4 separate regions of the Homo sapiens genome follow, and all the other regions are linked to region 4. Evidence: chromatin contacts called from ENCODE Hi-C or POLR2A ChIA-PET data. All regions are on one chromosome and are shown on one strand. Each heading gives the region's core, a stretch centred on a gene start or an enhancer-like site at or near the end of the contact. The rest is flanking DNA. Distances are from core to core; before and after follow the strand shown.

Evidence for each region. Hi-C counts contacts between places; a loop is a spot of excess contacts on that map. ChIA-PET counts read pairs that join two places held with the same protein, here RNA polymerase II (POLR2A). Pooled maps may share reads with other maps.
Region 1: a loop to region 4 is called in a pooled map, with 4 times the contacts of the local background. The contact joins the promoter of LMLN here to the enhancer-like site in region 4. A Hi-C loop is called at or near these places in 10 of 50 pooled maps. POLR2A ChIA-PET finds 5 or more read pairs at or near these places in 7 of 52 experiments (CD4-positive, alpha-beta T cell, H1, Panc1 and 4 more).
Region 2: a loop to region 4 is called in a pooled map, with 4 times the contacts of the local background. The contact joins two enhancer-like sites. A Hi-C loop is called at or near these places in 8 of 50 pooled maps. POLR2A ChIA-PET finds 5 or more read pairs at or near these places in 2 of 52 experiments (H1 and OCI-LY7).
Region 3: a loop to region 4 is called in a pooled map, with 2.4 times the contacts of the local background. The contact joins two enhancer-like sites. A Hi-C loop is called at or near these places in 1 of 50 pooled maps. POLR2A ChIA-PET finds 5 or more read pairs at or near these places in 4 of 52 experiments (A549, H1, MCF 10A and 1 more).

What each region holds. Positions count from the first base shown.
Region 1 is chr3:197,958,150-197,963,871 of GRCh38, reverse strand. It overlaps LMLN (leishmanolysin like peptidase), which reads right to left and starts at 3,655. Exons shown (of 17, transcript NM_001136049.3): 1 at 3,432-3,655. The coding sequence starts at 3,626. DRC9 (dynein regulatory complex subunit 9) reads left to right here and starts at 3,881. Exons shown (of 12, transcript NM_032263.5): 1 at 3,881-4,027; 2 at 4,153-4,343. RefSeq lists a silencer at 3,597-3,826 and an enhancer at 4,378-4,878.
Region 2 is chr3:197,874,722-197,880,020 of GRCh38, reverse strand. It overlaps LRCH3 (leucine rich repeats and calponin homology domain containing 3), which reads right to left. Exons shown (of 21, transcript NM_001365715.1): 20 at 4,246-4,323. Among named protein-coding and RNA genes, the nearest start is that of RPL35A, 73 kb to the left of the region's middle. Within about 2 kb of position 1,445, at least 2 of the 41 ENCODE cell types and tissues checked have a DNase peak (open chromatin) inside an H3K27ac peak, as active enhancers do.
Region 3 is chr3:197,515,424-197,520,889 of GRCh38, reverse strand. All of the region lies in intron 6 of BDH1 (3-hydroxybutyrate dehydrogenase 1), which reads left to right. Among named protein-coding and RNA genes, the nearest start is that of LINC02012, 8.5 kb to the right of the region's middle. RefSeq lists an enhancer at 1-78. Within about 2 kb of position 4,214, at least 9 of the 41 ENCODE cell types and tissues checked have a DNase peak (open chromatin) inside an H3K27ac peak, as active enhancers do.
Region 4 is chr3:197,709,808-197,715,804 of GRCh38, reverse strand. All of the region lies in intron 2 of RUBCN (rubicon autophagy regulator), which reads left to right. Among named protein-coding and RNA genes, the nearest start is that of RUBCN, 24 kb to the left of the region's middle. RefSeq lists enhancers at 3,095-3,464, 3,173-3,467, 3,188-3,808. Within about 2 kb of position 3,349, at least 39 of the 41 ENCODE cell types and tissues checked have a DNase peak (open chromatin) inside an H3K27ac peak, as active enhancers do; they include CD4-positive, alpha-beta T cell and Panc1, where a contact is called at or near this core.

The DNA of each region.
Region 1 (5,722 bases), core at 2,406-4,905, 250 kb before region 4:
TGGTCCTAAGATCAGGAACAAATGGCAAGGAGGCGTGCTATCTCACTTTTGCTCAGCCTGGAACTGCCTGTCCTCACCAGAGCAATAAGGGGGAAAAAATACATAAATGATACAAAACTACAACAACAAAAATTGTTCCTATTTATAGTTAATACATTGCTAACATCAAAAATTGTAAGGGAGGAAACCCTAGTAGAATAAATAAGTTTAGCTAGGTCTCAGAAGACAAGGTTAATATACAAAAATTATTTCTACCTACTAGCAGTGTATTTTTACATACTAGCAGCAAACAACTGGAAAACTTTAACCATAATTCCACTGACAATGGCATCAAAAAATAAAAGACTTAGGAAAACATTTAACAAAAAACATGCAAGATCTGGCTGGGCACGGCGGCTCATGCCTGTAATCCTGGCACTTTGGGAGGTCGAGGCAGGAGGATCGCCTAAGGCCAGGAGTTCAAAACCCACCTGGACTCTGTCTCAACAAAAAATAAAAAATTAGCCAAGTGTAGTGGCGCATACTTGGGAGTCCCAGCTACTTGGGAGATTAAGGCAGAAGGATCATTTGAGCCCAGGAGTTCAAGCCTGCTGTGAGCTATGATTCTGCCACTGCACTCCAGCCTGAGTGACAGAGCAAGACTGTCTCAAAACAAAACAAAAAAAAAAAAGAGAGAGAAAAGAAAACAGAAGAAAAAATGCAAGATCTATACATTTTTGCTGAGAAAAATTATGCATCACCTCAATAAATGGAGAAACATACATTATGTTCATGGATTGAAAGACTTGATACTGTTAGATGTCAATTATCTCCAAATCATCTATAGAGTAAATGCAATCCCAATCATAAACCCATCAGGCTTTTTTGAAGAAACTGAGAAGCTGACTCTAAAATTTATATGGATCTGTCTTTGAGCCTCCCCCTGCCAAAAAATAAATAAATTTATATGGAAATATAAAAGCCTTAAAATAGCCAAAATCATTTTGAAAAGGAAGAACAAAGCAGGAATGCTTACAATAACAATACTGTCTGATTTCAATATTTATTACAGAGGTACATAATCCAGGCAACTGAATACCCATATGGGGCAAAAAAAAAAAAAAAGGATATTGATCCCCTATCTCACATCATATATAAAAATTAATTTCAGATGAATCATAATCCTAAAAGTGAAGGCTTCTAGAACACAGGAGAATATTTTTATGACCTAGGGGGTATTTAAAGATTTCTTAGAAAGGACATCTGTTGGTGAGGATATGCAGCAACCATAACTAATATTTTGTTGATGGGGGTGTAAAATGGTAGAGTATTTTGGAGAAAGGGTTAGTATTTTTTATAAACATTCACCTACCCTTGACCCAGTAATTTCACCCCTAGGTATTTATCCAAGAACAATGAAAACATATATCCACAAAAATTACTGTACAAGAATATTGACAGCAGCTTTATTTATAATAGCTAAAATCTGGAAGAAACCAAAATACCCATCTTTGAACAAGATAACGGAAAAACAAATTGTGATATAAGTATTCAATGGAATACTCAGCAATTCAAAGGAATAAATTACTATCACATACAACACGAATCTCACAGACATAATGCTGAGCAGATGCCAAATACAGAGGAGTACATACCATATAATTCCATTCAATACACGAAGCTCTAGAATTGGCCAAACTAATCTAGTATTTAAAAAAAAAACAATTAGAAAACTAGTTGCCTGGGGTGGGCAGGAGACTGGCACAGGACAGGAGGGAACGTCTGGAGATGTGGGAACGTTCTATGTTGTGATGGGTTGTATGCTTTATGTGGATGTGCATGGATACATTTGTGGCATTTCAATATATGTAAATTTTACCAAAAAACTTCAAAAGAACAGTAACTCAAGTAGGGGGCTGCGGAATGGCTGAAAGTATATGAAACAAGAATGGCGGAACCTTAAAGCTAGGTGTTAAAGCTAGGTGATGGGTCCATGCGGGTTCATTAAATTATTCTGATGTTGTTTGTACCGGCGTAATAAAAGGTAAAAACAAAACTTACAGGCTTTAGTTGAGAACCAGTTAAAAAGTAAAACTGTTTTGTAGCTCCCCAACACCACCAAAACCAAAAAAGTTATGTAATTTCCTGTAGCATTGAACAGAGGTATAGTCATTAGCGTAACTACAGTGAACACTGTAGCTCCTGGCTATACTCCGTGTCCAGGTTAAAACAAGGAGAATAGTGAGGACGACAGGGTATTTATATACTCTATGAGGAACTAGCGAAACGTATTAGGGACCAGGACTCTTTCTCTTATTTTAATCCAAATTAAAAGAGAGAAGTGCAGGGTTTTGTGGGAAATTTTTTTTAAAGAATTCAGCGAAAATGCAGCATGATAAAAGCTGCAAAAAAGCTATAAACTCCGAAGTTAATATTTTGGCTCACTTGGTTATGAAGAGTATGCATGTAACATTTTGGGAAATTACCATAAAAATGAGTGTCTTTAGATTTCTGGGCTGAATTGAACATGTGTAGGTGTATCAGCATGCAGCCCTGCCCCAGGTACTCTCCCTTTCTCAAAGAATATGGATTATCGTGGACCCACCTCTGACCTAAATACTGTGAAGGAATCAAAGTATGAAACACAAACCTTATCCCACGGAACCTTATAATCTAACTGCAAAGGCAAGATACGCCTAAAAAATAAGCCATTATCCCATAGCAGTACTTGGTTAAATGCCAGGAGGGAGTACAGACACGATGTACTTTTTAATGAAAAGAATATTGCGCTGTGGTGGTTTCAGCAGGCTGCCTTGAGGTTAGGGAATTTGAAATGAGACAAAGAATTTAAGCAGAGAGAAAAATGGGATGGGAGGCGGGCAGGCACTTCCAGAGCAGAGGAACCGGGTAAAGCAAACAAAGTGACGACATAACGTGAAAAGAAACCTGAATTTTGTCTCCAGTGAGCCCCCAACGTCCCACCAACGCCTCTATCTGGCTCTCCGTTCAATGTCTTCCCGAAACTTCAGGTCAGCGGTTCCTAAAGTGGTCCCCGGACAAGCATATCTCACCAACCAGCTGGGAACGTAAACTGTCAACTCTGGGGACTCATCCCAGACCTACTGAGTCACTAAGTGGGGGACTGAGGGCGGCAATCCGTGTTGTACCATGTGCGTCGGGTGACTGTGATGCACGCTCAAGTTTGAAAACCACTCCTCGAGGGCTACTGCTAAGCACAACCCTCCGCACAGAAGTGATACTGTTCTGAGCGCCTAACAGCCAACTTGCAGGGTGTAGGGAGCTGAGAGCGGGTCCCAGGCCTGTAAGAGTCAGGCTCTGCCCCAATTTCGCTTTCTCATCCAGGACACCTTCTCCCAGTCACTATCTCCTACGCCTGCTCCTTCTGGGTGACTTTACCCTGAGAGGGCCCGCTCCCGCCCATGTCGCCCTACCTCAGTGTCAGAGGGGACGTGGTGCCGGCAGGGAGGGGAACTGCCCAAGGAGACGGGAGTAGATGTGGCGCTGGCCCGGAGCCCGCCCAACAGGAGTAAAACGCTTCGGACCCACACAGACCCGCTCCAGCGCCACCGGCTCCGGCCCGGGCCTGAGCCCGAGTAACCCACTCCTCCGCCCCATTCGGCCGCCATCTTCGGGCCGAGCGTCGTTACCATGGAGTGCGTGACGCCTCTGCGCCCGCGCCGGCCCCGCCCCTCGCCGCTGGGGGTAGACGGAGGGCCCAGCCGGCGGAAAGGCGCTTTCCGATTGGACAGCGTCACCCGCTAGAAGTTCGCCGCAGAAGATGAGGGCGGCGATCACGTCCATCGCGTCTCGTGGCGCGAAGCCGGCCAATAAATGCTGTTTGGAGGCCCACGTGAGTGGGGCTGTGGGAGGAAGAAAGGCTAGCGGGCGTTGGCCGTATGTGGGTGTCTTGAGGCAGTTTTTCAGTTCTTTCATTTACCAAAGTGACATGCACCTACTAGGTGCCAGGTGTTTAGACGTACATACAACCCTCTGCAAAATCTTTCAGTGTAGTCCTCTGTATGAAAAGGTGAGTGGAATACTTTCATTTACTTATCCTGAGTCACCAACTTTAGGCCCATTACTTAACTAACGCCATTTCCTATAAAAATCTATGATACACCGTTTACTGTTTTACTCAACTCCATCTTTTAGTTTCCAGCCAAGAATTGCCACTGCACCTGAGATAAGGGGGATCCTGGCCATTAAGGAAACCTTGCCTTCGAAACTGAGCCGTGAGGAACTATACAAAATGGGAAATTGGGACAAATCCCAGTGGCTCATGACACTAAGAAGTAAAATTACGAACTCACTGAGCTGGAAGTCATTCAACGGGAATTGAATAGGTAAGCTACTATACTGGGAAATGAAGGAGTAGGAAAGAAGGAAAACCTCAAGTTACAAACTATGGGTGGAGATTCAGCTACGAGGATGGGGTGGTGTTTTAAGTATTACCATTTTACAAGTAAATACTCACTAAATGTGTGTATCATCCCACAACTAGTGGAAGGTGGGATTCCAAACCACATTTGTAACTTAGGAAACGTGCCCTTTCCACTACAATACCACAAATAAATTGCTATTGTGAATAAAGAATGGAACCAGTCATCCTAAGCTCCTGGCTGTAACAATAGTGTTATGCTGAGGAAAGGCTGTTTCTTTTTTTTTTGAGACGGAGTTTCACTCGTCGCCCAGGCTGGAGTGCAGTGACACAATCTCGGCTCAATGCAACCTCTGCCTCCCGGGATCAAGCTATTCCCCTGCCTCAGCCTCCCGAGTAGCCGGGATTACAGGCACCCGCCACCACGCCCGGCCAATTTTTATGTTTTTAGTAGAGACGTAGTTTCACCACGTTGGCCAGGCTGGTCTCAACCTCATGACCTCAGGTGATCCGCCCGCCTCCGCCTCCCAAAGTGTTGGGATTACAGGCGTGAGCCACCGCGCCCAGCCAGGAGGCAAAGCTGTTTCAATGGTGTAGTGGACAAGTTACCAGCCACGCAAGCCCTTTCCTGTAAACCACAGGACTCCTCCTTTGGCAACGGTGACTTGAGTACTTTTGACTTAATTTCCATATGGGAGGAGAAAAACATAAAAACATACATTTATTATTTACAAATGCTGCATCATCTCAGTAAGGAAGAGCATGTATTTGCTTTTGAGTCTCATTTGCCATTGCACATGTAAGTTACTCGAGTTAAAGTCTCAACCGTTTGTTTTCCCCCGCTTTGCTCAGATGCCTACCACTTACCGTGTGTCTGTTCCACTCAGAATACCATCCACTTCTCCATATGCCTAACCCAGACCTGAAATACCCATCTGTCTTCATGGATATGTCCACAGGTTAACATCTTACAGCTTCCTCAAATTCAACTTTAGCTCCTCCCACAAAACCATCTCCTGATTCCCCAACTTTGTAAATGCACCATTATCCATCCAGCCCCCAAAGCCAGAAACATGTTAGAATTCTCCATTTGAGACTGAAAAGCCCACCTAATTTTCCCTTGTTTATGCTGGGATGCCATTGGGATTTGAAATAATCTGAGCTGGTGGCTCATATCTGTAATCCCAGTACTTTAGGAGAACAAGGCAGGGGGATCACTTGAGGCCAGGAATCGAGACCAGCCTGGGACCCCGAAAAAACATTTTAATTGGCTGGACGTGCCTGGCATGCACCAGATTCTCTGGAGGTTGTGGGCAGGGGATTGTCTGAGCCTAGAAGTTCAAA
Region 2 (5,299 bases), core at 196-2,695, 170 kb before region 4:
TGAGCCGAGATCGCGCCACCGCACTCCAGCCTGGGTGACAGAGCGAGACTCCGTCTCAAAAAAAAAAAAAAAATACAATACACAGAAGTGGATGTTGGTTTAGGGTCGTGTGAGGCCTGAATGTAGTGAGGTGTGTGTGAAGCAACCTCTTTCCTGACTCATTCTCCTCTATTTAAAAAAAAAAAAAAAGTAGGTCAGAAAGCAAGGACGAAAACTGCAGAGGCTGAGGAGACGGACGTTTTTGGAGAAAGCCATGTACATCAAAAAGGTTCAAAGACTGAGGAAAGCCTCATGATCCGGGGGTAATTTACTACCCAGAAGCCAAATGCATTCAATGACTTGGCATTCCTCTAAAAATCAGAGGGTGTCTGTTTTATTTTATTTTTTTATTTTTTATTTTTTTTGAGACGGAGTCTCGCTGATCTCGGCTCACTGCAAGCTCCGCCTCCCGGGTTCCCGCCATTCTCCCGCCTCAGCCTCCCGAGCAGCTGGGACTACAGGCGCCCGCCACCACGCCCGGCTAATTTTTTGTATTTTTAGTAGAGACGGGGTTTCACCATGTTAGCCAGGATGGTCTCGATCTCCTGACCTCGTGATCCGCCCACCTCGGCCTCCCAAAGTGCTGGGATTACAGGCGTGAGCCACCGCGCCCGGCCAGGGGGTGTCTATTTTAACCAAGTCCAGCTCGAGAATGTGTTCAAAATGAAGGCAGAGCTGTTAAGGGCCTCAGAGATCATCCAAACCCTCCATTTTACAGATTGCAAAATTCATTAAATAAATACAAGAATGGACTTGACAACAGGGAGACAGACATCCTTTAACACATAACATAACGACTCTGGGACAAAAGATACTGGACTCAGATACAAGTTTTTAATCACCCATTACAGTTTTTTTGAATGTAGCATATTGAATAGAAGCATAAAAATAAAGCAAATACCCACATGCCCAATGTCATCAGAGGTTTTTAATAACTGCCTTGTTCTTCAGTATTTCACTCATACTTTAACTTGTACAACACTTTAAAAGTTACACAGAGAAGGGAAATTATTTGTCTTTATCTATCTTACCTGGGTATAGAATCTGACAAAAATATTTGTAATATTGTTTTCTGTTTTACATTTTCAAAAGTGGTCATTATTACATTCCCAATGTTCAAGTCACACAGAGCAAAGTGGGGATGTTTAAGTAAAGGCCAGAATGACCTGGAGACCAGGAGAAAAAGGAAGACGAGGAGGTAGAAGTTTCTTCTCTTCCTCTGGCAGAGGGACCTCAGAAGGCTAGTTTGAACCTACGAGTTTGTGCGTTTATTCATTTTCTTTCACTTTGTTCTAGACAGATGACTAATTTTTCAGCAGAAGTAGCAGCTTGCTAGGAAGCCGTGTAAAACTGGCAGTGGTTGTGGTGGGGACGTGGGTGGGAGGTGGAAGGGGAGAAGGAAGGGGCAGCCTATGGGAACGTCCATTTCCTCTTTCTGGTGACGGAGAAGGAGGGAGGATGCATCAAAACCTCAGCCTAACCACTCTGGAAAAAGACCCAGTCTTTTAAAACTGTATTTTTTTTTTCTTCGTACTTGCCTTCCAACAGCACAGCTCTGGTAGGAACAGGGGCAGGCTGGCCCATAACAAACATGGTCAACCACTGCATGCAAATACCAACTTAAATGTGTATTTTAAGGCACACTGTTTTGTACTTTGTTGGCTGATGGTGGGAACATCCTGAAATAATTCCAAGGTACGGACTTTAAATCTCAGAGACCCTCAGAGGATGCTTCCGAAAGCCCCGCGGACAGGCTTAGACCTTTCAACAGGTTTTGACATCTGGTAAGTCAACATGACTTGCTTGAGTGGGGCCATTTTCAGCACTCTCCTGTCTATTTTGCATTTCCCATTCTCTGCACCAACCCATGCCATACTCTCTTTGTTTAAAGACACTGTGGCAGGGAACTAGAGCAGACACTGGATGTTTGTGTAGCAAGAACCTCTTTAGGAAGCAGAAGGGAAGAACTGGAGGCTAATGTGCACTATTAGAATAAACTTGTTTAAAAGAATGTATGTTATTTCTTCAGAAACCATATTCAGTGCTCTCAAAATATTTAAAAAGGTCTGTTCTAAAAGATGACCCTTTATAAAACAACATAATATAAAAACGAAAATTTTGCTTTCAATTTGTCCATAGGAATCAAAAAGGTGTTTGCTAACTACCACTTTATGTAAATTTCCATTCTTGTATAATTCAGTTAAAAAAAAAACAGCAAAAGAAAAAAGTAAAAAATAAATAATAGAATGATGATCTACTTTCATAAGAGAAAAACAATCCTGGGAATCCTGCTGGCTGACACAGATGATCTGTGGAGCTGGGCGCTCTCTCTTTCACTTTGTAACATGTGATGCTGTGGCCTAGTCAACTCCTGGCTAGTTAGAAAGAGGTGCGGTGAACTGGGTAAAGAGAATCACTGTCATGGGTGCGGTGAGTTGGGTAAAGAGAATCACTGCCATGGGTGCGGTGAGTTGGGTAAAGAGAATCACTGCCATGGGTGCGGTGAGTTGGGTAAAGAGAATCACTGCCATGGGTGCGGTGAGTTGGGTAAAGAGAATCACTGCCATGGGTGCGGTGAACTGGGTAAAGAGAATCACTGCCATGGGTGCGGTGAGTTGGGTAAAGAGAATCACTGCCATGGGTGCGGTGAGTTGGGTAAAGAGAATCACTGCCATGGGTGCGGTGAACTGGGTAAAGAGAATCACTGCCATGGGTGCGGTGAGTTGGGTAAAGAGAATCACTGCCATGGGTGCGGTGAGTTGGGTAAAGAGAATCACTGCCATGGGTGCGGTGAACTGGGTAAAGAGAATCACTGCCATGGGTGCGGTGAGTTGGGTAAAGAGAATCACTGCCATGGGTGCGGTGAGTTGGGTAAAGAGAATCACTGCCATGGGTGCGGTGAGTTGGGTAAAGAGAATCACTGCCATGGGTGCGGTGAGTTGGGTAAAGAGAATCACTGCCATGGGTGCGGTGAGTTGGGTAAAGAGAATCACTGCCATGGGTGCGGTGAGTTGGGTAAAGAGAATCACTGCCATGGGTGCGGTGAGTTGGGTAAAGAGAATCACTGCCATGGGTGCGGTGAGTTGGGTAAAGAGAATCACTGTCATGGGTGCGGTGAGTTGGGTAAAGAGAATCACTGCCATGGGTGCGGTGAGTTGGGTAAAGAGAATCACTGTCATGGAAGCTACAGGAACAGGAACCAAACTCTGAGAGCAATGGTGGAGCTGTTGATGAGCCCCAGGGCCACCCCTGAGTTACTGATACCTAATTAGAAGGTGATAGAGAAGAATCATGTTTTCCTCCTTGCAGGCTATAGACAAAATATGTTAACAAGACTTGTAATGGTCGTGGTTAATGAAAAAGTATCACATGGCACCAAGTCATTTATTTCTTTAAATTTGTCTTTATACCACATAATATTCCTTAATAGTATAATACTTAGTTGGTTTAATATAATTGCTTTTTAAAGGGGTTATTGGATAAGACTGTATCAAGTTCATTTCCCTTAATCGCATCTATAAATAAATTTAACTATTTGTAATATTAAAGGGCAATAAAGTTATAACTGAGCTGGAGGCAATAAATCCTCATAGCAGGACAACAGCTTAGAAATGGCCTGTTGCATGCCAGACTCCAAAGAACCAGAGCTTCATGGAAAAACTGATGAAATCCAAATAAAGCCTGTAATTCAGTTAATCGTATTGTTCTCATGTTACTTAGTTTGAATTACTGTCCTATGTTTGTATTAGACGTTAGTTAACATTAGAAGAAATTGACTGAAGTATACAAAAGGAACTCTAGGCTATTTTTTCAACATTTCTGGAAGTCTAAAACATTTTAAAAAGTATCAAAGCAAGTGTTAGAACACTGAAGCCAACTGCAGCATTCTCAATCTGAGATATACTTAGTTTTTGAAGGATATATTTAGTTGTCAAATAGCAAGTGGGAAAGTTTAGGAAAATAGAATAATTATTTCAAATTACTTATACTTATTTCAATCTATATATTTATAATTTCTTTGTGTGGTCCTTGGAAATAATCAAGGAAAACTGTTCAAAAGTACACTGACTCTTGTAACACAAAGTCATGTTAATTATGATCGACTTAGCTCAGAGCTAGTCCTGTAAGATTTTAGAGATTTACATTTCTAAAATTTTAGGACAACCAAGTCTATTTAGGCAACATAAAAAATGATAAATTTATTACCTGAGGTACACCAATTTTTCTGCAAGCTTCTAGGAAATTTTCCACATTTCGCCTGCATTTCGCCATTGTTAATTTAGGCTGAAATGAGGAAAAGAAAATGTGTTACTAGAGAAGTTTTGTTTCTGGGACAGGGTCTCACTGCCACCCAGGCTGGAGTGCAGTGGCGCAAGCCTGGCTCGCTGTATCATTGACCTCCCAGGCTCAGGTGATCCTCCCACCTCAGCCTCCCAAGTAGCTGGGACTATAGTTGCATGCCATCACACCTGGGCAATTTTTGTAGAGACAGGGTTCGCCACGTTGCCCAGGCTGGTCTTGAATTCCTGAGTTCAAGCAATCTGCCTGCCTCAGCCTCCCAAAGTGCTGGGATCAGAGGCATCAGCTAAATGCCCAGCCTACTAGCAACATTAAAAAATATTTGCTAACTTTAGAAATACTCCTGGCAATCGCTTCATAACTCTCAATGCTGTAGACTAGGGGGTCAGCGAACTTTTTTTTAAAGGATCAGATAATAAATGTTAGTTCTGAGGGCCATAAGAACTGTTGCAATGCCAGGTGCGGTGGCTCACGCCATAATCCCAGCACTTTGGGAGGCTGAGGTGGGCGGATCACCTCAGGTCGGGAGTTCGAGACCAGCCTGACGAACATGGAGAAACCCCGTCTCTACTAATAATACAAAAATTAGCCAGGTGTGGTGGCGGGCACCTGTAATCCCAGCTACTCGGGAGGCTGAGGCACGAGAATCACTTGAACCCGGGAACCCGGGAGGCAGAGGTTGTGGGGAGCTGAGATCGCACCATTGCACTCCTGCCTGGGCAACAAGAACAAAGCTCCATTTCAAAAAAAAAAAAAGAACTGTTGCAACCACTCGAGTCTGCCAGGAGCTTGAAAGCAACTATAGACAATATGCAAACAAGAAAGTGTGACTGGGTTCCAGTGAAACTTGATTTACAAGAAGAAGTGCTGGCCTGTGGGCAGTACTTTGTCACCCCACACTTGAGACATTGGCTTTGATTTTGGAAGGCAAGTACTAAATAGAAAAACTTTGAACGAATAG
Region 3 (5,466 bases), core at 2,965-5,464, 200 kb after region 4:
TCTGTTCTCGCTGAACATCTGTTTAATAATTAACAGGCAGAGCCAGCCCATTAAGAAAAGGCAGGATGGGTCCCGCTGGGGTGATTACCGGCTCAGAACCTGCAGCCTGCTTCGCCCTTCCCTGGCGGTAAATTCTCCTCCCTCCCACCTTCCCTGGGCAGCTGCTATATTTTCCTTCATAAACTACTGGGCAGGAAAACAGCTGCATCGGCACCATAAAGCCACTTGATTATAGCGTGGGTTTTGTGGTGATCTAAAATGCCCGTGGAAAGGCGTCATCACCGGAGACCCAAGCAGAGAACGCACCAGGCCGGCTTGCTCAGGCTGGCGGTCCTCGTCCCCTGCCCCCCTGACTCTGGGGCAGAATCACTTCCATTGTCTGTACTGGACTGGCCAGGCAGCCTAACCTACAAGGCAGGGTGGGCCCCGGCCCACACAGAGGGGAGGCACTCACCCCCTGCCCGGGGATCTGGGCTCCAACCCCAGCACCAGCCTGACGCGCAGACCTTTCCCTGCTGCTTTTCCCACGCCGGGCATTCCGGAGGGCTGGATGAACCTCTCACCATCAACTTCCTTAACCGATACTGCATTTTTTTTTTTTGGAAAAGGATTTGAAGACTTTTAGGTCTGAAGAAAACAGTACATCCGTCAGATATGCAGTGGCGTGTCCCCCATCTCCTGCTCTCGCTTTCTTCCCGTCTCCCTCTCCTCCCTCTCCCTGCTTCCCCTCCACACTCTGCCACTCTGCCATGTCTTGGCCTTGCCTTGGCAATTCCCCCTCAGGCAATGCCGGCTGTGAACTCCAGGGAGCACCCTCCCAGAGCGTTCCGACCCGCAGTGGCCGCCACCGACCCACACCCCATGCAGGACATGTCAGAAGGGTCCTCTTCCCCTTCTCCACCGGGGGGGCACATTTGGTTGGCGAGTTTGACGCCCTGCAGCCTGGCTCTGTGGAACAGTTGCTGCCAAAGCCCGGGGAGCCAGCCACGGGGGCGAGATGAAGGAGATTGTCTGGTGAGAGCCACAGAGCCATCTGCCACCGGCCCCGACCCCCGCAGGACGCTGAGGGACAGGACATCTGGAGCCTGGGACCAGCCCTCCCTGTCCCCACCCCAGGGGACACCGAGCCAGTGGGCCCGAGAGCAGGCCGTGGGCATGGCCTGATCTTGGCACATCACTTACCAGTCAGTCAGTCAACATTAATTAATTAATTAATTAATTTTTTTGAGACAGAGTCTTACTCTGCCGCCCAGGCTGGAGTGCAATGGTGCGATCTCGGCTCACTGAAACCTCCACATCCCGGGTTCAAGTGATTCTCCTGTCTCAGCCTCCCGAGGAGCTGGGATTACAGGCGCCTGCCACCATGCCCAGCTAATTTTTTTTTTTTTTTTAGTAAAGAAGGGGTTTCACAAGGTTGGCCAGGCTGGTCTCAAACTCCTGACCTCAGGTGATCCACCTGCCTTGGACTCCCAAAGTGCTGGGATTATAGGCCTGAGCCACCACGCCTGACCTGGGCTTCACTTATTAGAAATGTGATCTTGGGCTTGCACCTGCCCCCTGTGTGGGTCTCAGCTTGCCCATCTGTGAAGTGGGAGAGTGCTCTGAGCCGTCCAGCACTCATGCCTGGATCAGACCACTACAAGAGCATGGGAAGAATTTCAACACAAGCTGCTCGCAGGCTGACAGGCAGCAGAACATATGTGGAGGAGTAAGGGAGAAGCTTGGAAAAGGCCTGGCCTACCATGCTGTGGGATGGAGACCACAGAGCAGGAAGTGACTGATGGGGGGATCCACCTGAGGAGGGGATGGAGACCATAGAGCAGGAAGTGACTGATGGGGGGTGCCTGAGCGGGGGATGGAGACCATAGAGCAGGAAGTGACTGATTGGGGGGTCGGCCTGAGGGGGGATGGAGACCATAGAGCAGGAAGTGACTGAGGGGGGGATGGAGACCATAGAGCAGGAAGTGACTGATGGGGCGGGGAGGTCAGCCTGAGGGGGGATGGAGACCATAGAGCAGGAAGTGACTGATGAGGGGGGTCGGCCTGAGGAGGGGATGGAGACCATAGAGCAGGAAGTGACTGATGGGGGGGGTCGGCCTGAGGAGGGGATGGAGTCCATAGAGCAGGAAGTGACTGATGGGGGGGGGTCGGCCTGAGGGGGGATGGAGTCCATAGAGCAGGAAGTGACTGATGGGGGGGGTCAGCCTGAGGGGGGATGGAGACCATAGAGCAGGAAGTGACTGATGGGGGGGGTCGGCCTGAGGGGGGATGGAGACCATAGAGCAGGAAGTGACTGATTGGGGGGGTCAGCCTGAGGGGGAGATGGAGACCATAGAGCAGGAAGTGACTGATCGGGGGGGTCGGCCTGAGGGGGGGATGGAGACCATAGAGCAGGAAGTGACTGATCGGGGGGGTCAGCCTGAGGGGGAGATGGAGACCATAGAGCAGGAAGTGACTGATCGGGGAGGTCGGCCTGAGGGGGGGATGGAGTCCATAGAGCAGGAAGTGACTGATGGGGGGGGTCGGCCTGAGGGGGGATGGAGACCATAGAGCAGGAAGTGACTGATGGGGGGGGGTCGGCCTGAGGGGAGATGGAGACCATAGAGCAGGAAGTGACTGATTGGGGGGGGTCAGCCTGAGGGGGAGATGGAGACCATAGAGCAGGAAGTGACTGATTGGGGGGGTCAGCCTGAGGGGGAGATGGAGACCATAGAGCAGGAAGTGACTGATGGGGGGCGGTCGGCCTGAGGGGGGATGGAGACCATAGAGCAGGAAGTGACTGATTGGGGGGGGTCAGCCTGATGAGGAGATGGAGACCATAGAGCAGGAAGTGACTGATGGGGGGGGTCAGCCTGAGGGGGAGATGGAGACCATAGAGCAGGAAGTGACTGATTGGGGGGGTCAGCCTGAGGGGGAGATGGAGACCATAGAGCAGGAAGTGACTGATTGGGGGGGGTCAGCCTGAGGGGGAGATGGAGACCATAGAGCAGGAAGTGACTGATGGGGGGGGTCAGCCTGAGGGGGAGATGGAGACCATAGAGCAGGAAGTGACTGATTGGGGGGGTCAGCCTGAGGGGGAGATGGAGACCATAGAGCAGGAAGTGACTGATGGGGGGGTCGGCCTGAAGGGGGATGGAGACCATAGAGCAGGAAATGACTGATGAGGGGGTTGGCCTGAGGGGGGATGGAGACCATAGAGCAGGAAGTGACTGATGGGGGGGTCGGCCTGAAGGGGGATGGAGACCATAGAGCAGGAAGTGACTGATTGGGGGGGTCGGCCTGAGGGGGGATGGAGACCATAGAGCAGGAAGTGACTGATGGGGGGGTCGGCCTGAAGGGGGATGGAGACCATAGAGCAGGAAGTGACTGATGGGGGGGTCGGCCTGAAGGGGGATTGAGACCATAGAGCAGGAAATGACTGATGAGGGGGTCGGCCTGAGGGGGGATGGAGACCATAGAGCAGGAAATGACTGATGGGGTGGGGGGGTCAGCCTGAGGAGGGGATGGAGACATACAGCAGGAAGTGACTGATGGGGTCGGCCTGAGGGGGGGATGGAGACCATAGAGCAGGAAATGACTGATGCGGGGGTCGGCCTGAGGGGGGGATGGAGACCATAGAGCAGGAAATGACTGATGCGGGGGTCGGCCTGAGGGGGGATGGAGACCATAGAGCAGGAAGTGACTGATGGGTCTGCCTGAGGGGTGGGGTGAAGACGGAGGTGGAGGAGTGAGTGAGACAAACAGACCCAGGAGGCTTCTCCAGCAGCCCAGGAGACAGGCAGCGAGGACCCAAGGGAATGCTAGTGGAAACAGGAAGGAAGAACTGACCCAGCAGAGGAAACCAGCAACAGCCTGGGGCGTGGGGACTTTGTCCTCAGAGAGATCTGGGTCCAAATCCCACCCTCCCTGCCTGTTAGCTGGGTGACATTGACCAAGGTGCTTAACCTCTCTGAGCTTCAGTTGCCTCAACCGGATATGAGACAATTTAGGATCTATTTTCCAGGGTGGTTGTGAGGATCAGGGAAGTTAATGAATGTAAAGGGCTTGATTAGGGGTCTGCCAGCTGTCATGTTGATCTTGAGCTGTAATATTAGCAGTACTGGGTGACTCAGTAGGTGGGGGAGGGGTGGAGGAGCTGGAGGAGTCACAGACAAAAGTAAAATCATTAACAAAGAGGAGGAGCAGGCTTGGGCAGCTTGGAAACTTGACGTGTTGGTTGTGGTTAGGGTGAGTCAGGGACCCGTGGGACATTCAGGTGGAAGCGAGACAGGAGATGGGATGAGGAGAGAGAGCCGTGACTCCCAAGGAGAACTGAGGGGCCACTGGTGCGGAGGCGATCTTGGGGATGTTACAGGAAAGTTGCTGTCACCCAACCAGCGGGCATGCCTCCGTGAGTTTATTCAGAACATTGGCTGAGGATTCCAGATGGCAACTAGGTCCACCACTCTCAACACTCATTAAAGCTGTAATCCAGGGGCTGTGCACTTTCACAGGTCATGTTTCATTAAACTTTTTTGGATAGTAGCGTCAAATGTCATTGTTTTATTTTTAGGTAGAGAAAGGGCTGTATGCATTTTAAGTCATGGGATATTGTCCGTTATGAATCAAACACAAAACGGCTGCAAAATTCACAAACATGAAGAAGATGAGGACACCTAAGAGTTAAGTGTACTTTGAGAGGAGCAGGATTAGGCCAGGACATTGGGGGCCACTTGTATCTGGGGGCAGGTGAAAGAAAGGTGTCAGGGAAGATGCAGGAGATGCCTGGGTATCACTAATGCTGAGGGAGAGGTGAGCCTCAAGGAGTACTGGCAGTACTCATATCGTAGCGAGCCTGAGGAGAGTGAAGACTGGGGGTGAGGTCCTTGGTGTACCACCCTGGAGACCCTGGAGACTGCGTGGTCAGGACAGCTGAGGGCTGGGACCCAGTGTGGTATGGAAGGGAGATGGAGAGGATAGAGCGCGCGCGCGCGCGTGTGTGTGTGTGTGTGTGTGTGCGTGCTCTGTCACCCAGGCTGGAGTGCCGTGGCATGATCCGGCTCATTGCAACCTCTGCCTCCTGGGTTCAAGAGATTTTCCTGCCTCAGCCTCCCGAGTAGCTGGGACTACAGGTGCCCGCCACCACACCCGGCTAATCTTTGTATTACAGGATAGAGTTCTTGGAAGCCTGGCGTGGAGGGAGGGAGAGCAGGTAGCACAGTTACAGAAGGATCTTCGGGATATGGAAATGCGGTATTTGTGGACACTCATTCATCTAACACACATTTGTTGAGCTCCTAATGTGTATAGAACTGAAGGGATGGAGTCATGGGCAGTGGAAAAGCTGAAATTGTGTAAAAGAGAGAGAAGGATCAGTGGCTATGGTCTCGAAGATGACGTGGAAGTGTCAGCCATGACGGGTGGGGAGTGGCCTGCTGCTCCTCCTGGGAAGAGAAGAAGGTGAAGACTCAGGGCGCGTCTGCAGGG
Region 4 (5,997 bases), core at 2,100-4,599:
CAGGCATAAAAGTGACTAGGGAAAAGAAGAGTTAGTAGTTAACTCATGTTAGCTACGACACGAGTAGTTAATAGGTACTGTGGCTCAGGGTAGAGCCAGACTGCCTGGATTCAGTTTTCAGCTCCTTCATGTGTTAGCTGTGTAACCTTGGGCAAAATACTTAACCTCTTTGTGCCTTAGTTTCCTCACCAGTGAAATGAGGTAGCATCTGTCTACCTCTAGGGTTGGTGTGGTATGTAAAGCATTAAGAGAATAGGAAGAGCTCTCCTAGTATGTGCTATGATGAGGAGGAAGAGGAGGAGGACACAATGACTCATTAAATTTTCCTCCTAGCATCCTAGGACAATCCGAGAACTATTTATAAAATATTGTCATATTTAGAATACCCTTTGAGTTTTACTTTATAGATACCTTGTTGACGCTTATGAATGGTAGTTTGATTGTAGCTTAAATTTTTAAAATATAAACTTTATTAATGTTGAGTTTCTTTTTCTTTTTCTTTTTTTTTTTTTTTCAAGATAGAGTTTCGCTCTTGTTGCCCAGGCTGTGTTGCAGTGGCACGATCTCGGCTCACCACAGCCTCTGCCTCCCGGGTTCAAGCGATTCTCCTGCCTCAGCCTCCCGAGTAGCTGGGATTACAGTCATGCACCACCACGCCCAGCCAGTTTTGTGTTTTTAGTAGAGATAGGGTTTCTCCATGTTGGTCAGGCTGGTCTCGAACTCCTGACCTCAGATGATCCGCCTGCCTCGACCTCCCAAAGTGCTGGGATGACAGGCGTGAGCCACTGCGCCTAGCCGAGTTTCTTTTTCTTTATATCCTCAAAAACTCTATAATCAGCTTTGAGTTTTGAAATGAGTAGAATCCAATAATTCTTAAAGGTTTCTGCTTTCTCTTTGGCAGTTACTCCATTTGCAGTGTTTTAAATACATTTTGGTTCTGGATAAAGTTGTCAAGTGAGTCACTGGGGTTTAGTATCCTCCTATTTAAAAAAAAAATCAGACCTCACAAATACAGGCATAATTGTGTGTTCTCGCTCATGTCATCCCCTGTCAGGGCCTCGTATAACTACCTGGAACTCTAAGCTCATCTTGCTTTTTTATCAGAATTTATTCTCAGCCAGTAATCACATTGGAAAAGAGCTAATCAACTAATTGGTATTAAAGTGTGTATACTTGGCTGCGCGTGGTGGTTCATGCCTATAATTCTAGCACTTCGGGAAGTTGAGGCAGGAAGATCACTAGAAATTTGAGGCCAGGAATACAAGACCAGCCTGGGCAACACAGCAAGATCCCTATCTCTGTAAAAAATTTAAAAACTTAGCCAGCCATGGTGGTGCATGCCTGTAGACTCAGCTACTCCGGAGGCTGAGCTGGGAAGATTGCTTAAGCCTGGGAGGTTGAGGCTCCAGTGAGCTATGATTGTGCCACTGCAGCCTAGAGGGAGACCCTGTCTCAACAAAAAAAGCAAACCCAAAACAGCAAAAAGCACCATCCTAGGACTGAGGAGGCAACATTGTATCATAGACTGACAAAAGTCTTTGGAGTCAGTTAGAACCTAGATCAGAATCTAGACTCATTGCTCACATCCATGGGAAATAAAGTGACGTAGCAGTTAAAATTACGGACTTTTGAATCAGACTGCTCACATTTTAATCTCAGCTTCACCATTAACTGAGTGGTGCTGGGCAAATTATATAACTCTTTTGTCTTTGTATTCTCTTTTTTTTTTGATACAGAGTCTCGCTCTGTCGCCCAGGCTGGAGTGCAGTGGCGTGATCTCAGCTCACTGCAAGCTCTGCCTCCCGGGTTTACGCCATTCTCCTGCCTCAGCCTCCCGAGTAGCTGGGACTACAGCGCCCGCCACCACGCCCGGCTAATTTTTTTTTGTATTTTTAGTAGAGACAGGGTTTCACCGTGTTAGCCAGGATGGTCTTGAACTCCTGAGCTCATGATTCGCCCACCTCAGCCTCCCAAAGTGCTGGGATTACAGGCATGAGCCACCGTGCCTGGCCTGGAATTTTTTTTAATGCAGTTCTGCCGTATGCCCTTCTCTCTTCTTACTCTGTGTATTTTCCTGAAGCAGTTTCATCTGCTCACATTGCACGATCACTCACCCATTGATGACCCCCACCTCAGGGTTCAGCAGGTTCACCTCTCTGCTGAACTCTAAATCCAGAAGATTAGCTGTCTCCTGTACCTTACTGTCTGGCTGTCTTTCAGGCCCGAGCACAACATTACCAAAACTAAACTTATGTTCTCTCATGAGATTGCCCTTCTTCCTATTTGTGGCATTGACCTGCTCAGTCTCCCAAGTCAGAAACTTGGGAATCCTGCCAGTGTGTTTTACAGAAACTCAGTGCAAGTTTCCCAGGCTGCTGACCAAAATAGCTACCAGATGAGTGGCACTGCCACTCAATGGGTCAGGTACTTGTGTCCTAATAGCAAATGGGTTCTTCTCTTGGCCCTGTTACTAATATTAAACTGTCATCTAGAGTAATCACTTAACCATATTACAAGACAGTTTCACTATCTGTGCCTGAAAGAGAAATGGAAGTCAAATCAATGAGAATCTCAAATGAAAGCTGCTTGATAAATGCAAAACACTATTCACATATCTTGTTATAGTTATTAAGAGTGATAATATCTGGCTAGGCACAGTGGCTCATGCCTGTAATCCCAGCGCTTTGGGAGACTGAGGCGGGCAGATCACCTGAGGTCAGAAGTTTACGACCAGCCTGACCAACATGGTGAAACCCCATCTCTACTGAAAATACAAAATTAGCCGGGCGTGGTGGTGCATGCCTGTAATCCCAGCTACTCGGGAGGCTGAGGCAGGAGAATCGCTTGAACCTGGGAGGTGGAGGTTGCAGTGAGCTGAGATTGCACCATTGCACTCCAGCCTGGGTGACAAGAGCGAAACTCCATCTCAGAAAAAAAAAAAAAGTGATAATATCTGTGAAAGTATCTGGTCATCAGAATGAAAAATATCAAAGCATATGATCATCTGCAAAATAGCAGTAGTATTTTTAATTTTTTTATTTGTTTTTATTTTATCTTTTCTCTCTCCTTTTTTACATGCCTCCTATCCTGAGAACCCCAGTAGTGTTAGTAATCAGAAGCAGAGCTAATCAGGCAGATTTGTCATATGGACACACACACATTTAGCAACTGCAGGCTCTAGTGGGAAGAATCAAAAGATCCGTGCCGGTTTCCTTGCTGCTCTGTTCTGCCTGGTAAAGATCTGAGAATTAAAGTCTGCGTCAAGAACTTGTTTTTCGCTTTCATTTCCTCCCTCTGAAAGATGAGGGCTTTCAAAGGTTTCAGGCTGCTGCGTCATCACCGAGCTATTCTGGGTGTTGTGCCCTCGTCAGGAGGAGGGGCTGATACAGTGATTCATGCTGCTCATGTCCCCTCTGGGCTCTCAGGAGGATGCGTTATGGAATGTGAATTGTATTTTTAAAAATTCACTCAGGGCCTTAGGAAAGCTGTAACATCATGATCGTATTCTTAGAGGGATCTCATTTTTCTTGACAGCTGCATCTGGGCTACCTTTTTAGTCCTTCCAGAAGGCAAGGCATATTTGATAGCCTCTTTTCTGTTGCTTAGAAATGTGGAGACATTTAGCCCCTGAGATTGCTCAGCTGAATAGGAGAAGTGAAAGGATTCCTCCTTTTGCCACAATCAAGAAGAAACTAGTTCTTGGCAGCATAGATGGTCCAATTAAAAAAAAATCAATAATGAAAAAAAGACCTCTGTGGTTTTTTTCTGAATATGTAATGTAGGTAATATATTTTCTTTGTTGAAAATTCAGAAAATACCTAAAAGACTTTAGAAGAAAGTAAATATCACCCATAATCCCAACACCAAGCGATAGTCACCACTCTAACATTGAGGTATATTTTCTGCTTTTTTCTATGTATTTATGTGTTTTAAAAAAAACATTAAGGTTGTACTATATATATCACTCTATAACTTGAAAAATATTTAATTTTTGAACACTGTATTTTACGTAGCTAGATAATCAAAAAAGTATAAAACTATACAGTGAAAAGTCTTGCTCCCTTCTGATCACATAAAAAACTACCATTTACTAGTTTCCTTACAGAGAATTTTTTTTTTTAATTAAAAATTTTTTTTAAAGACAGGGTCTCACTATGTTGCCCAGGCTGGTCTCAAGCTCCTGGCCTCAGGCAGCCTCCCAGCTTGGCTCCCAAGGTGCTGGGATTACAGGCATGAGCCACCATGCCCAGCCCTTCCAGAGAATTTTTATGCTTATAAAAGCAATTACCAATGATTTTCTTTGCTATACCTGCAAGTTTTTAAATATAAATAATAGCATACTGTAGTAACTATTCTGTATCTTGCCTTTTTCACTTAATATGTTTTGTAATTCATCCGAAATCATTACATAGAGAGCTTCTTCATTCTTTCTTACAGCTGTCATTTTATAATATTCCATTGTACGTATGTACCATCACTTATTTAGCCAGTCCCCTGGTGAATGGATATTTAGATTGTTTCCAATCATTTGCTATTAGTAACAGTGCTTGTGTATAAATAATTTTGCCCTTTACCGTAGGATAAATTCCTAGAATTCTTAAAGGGCATGTGCATTTGATATTTTGATAGCTATTGCTAAATTACTCTCCAGGAAGTTATGTATATAAATATCCTCACCAGAGGCCAGGCGTGGTGGCTCACGCCTGTAATCCCAGTACTTTGGGAGGCCAAGGCAGGTGGATCACGAGGTCAGGAGTTTGAGACCAGCCTGGCCAATATGGTGAAACCCTGTCTCTACTAACAATACAAAAATTAGCTGGGCTTAGTGGCATGTGCCTGTAGTCCCAGCTGCTTGGGAGGCTGAGGCAGGAGAATCACTTGAACCCAGGAGGCAGGAGGCAGAGTTTGCAGTGAGCCAAGATCACACAACTGCATTCCAGCCTGGGCGACAGAGCAAGACTCCATCTCAAAAAAAAAAAAGTAAAAGATTACACTTCTCTTAGCATGAAAAGATATTATAAGTGTCATTGAATTTTTTTCCCTGTGAACTTTTTCCTATTTTATTCCTATTTTCAGTAGATTTAGTCTTTTCCTACTGATTTATAGATATTCTTTATTTATTGAGGAAATTAGTCCTTTGTAATGGGAGTTGCAAATATTTTTTCCTAGTTTGTCTGTTGACATTTCTTTCTTTTTTTTTTTTTTTGAGATGGAGTTTCACTCGTTACCCAGGCTGGAGTGCAATGGCACAATCCCAGCTCACCGCAGCCTCTGACTCTGGGGTTCAAGCGATTCTCCTGCCTCAGCCTCCCAAATAGCTGGGATTACAGGCATGTGCCACCATGCCCAGCTAATTTTGTATTTTTAGTAGAGATGGGGTTTCACCATGTTGGTCAGGCTGGTCTTGAACTCCTGACCTCAGGTGATCCACCCGCCTCAGCCTCCCAAAGTGCTGGGATTATAGGCATGAGCCACCGCGCCCGGCCGTCTTTTGACATTTCTTATGGTGGCTTTTACTGTGCCAAAATATCTGACTTTTAGTAAGTCAAATTAATCAGTTCTTTTATGACTTCTCTTAGGGCTTTGTGTGGTGCTTAGAAAGGGCTTTTCTACTGTGTGATTTTTTTTTTTTTTTGAGACAGAGTCTCACTCTGTTGCCCAGGCTGGAGTGCAGTGGCACGATCTCAGCTCACTGCAACCTCCGCCTCCTGGGTTCAAGCAATTCTCCCGTCTCAGCTTCTCGAGGAGCTGGGATTACAGGTGCATGCCACCACGCCTGGCTAATTTTTGTATTTTTAGTAGAGACAGGGTTTCACATATTGGCCAGGCTGGCCTCGAACTCCTGACTTCAAGTGATCCGCCTGCCTCTGCCTCCCAAAATGCTGGGATTAAACGGGTGTGCGCCACCACACCCAGCCTACTCTGCAGTTATTAAGAGTGTTTTCCCATGGTTTTGTCTATTACTTTTATGGCTTAGTTTTTTACATTCAAATTGTT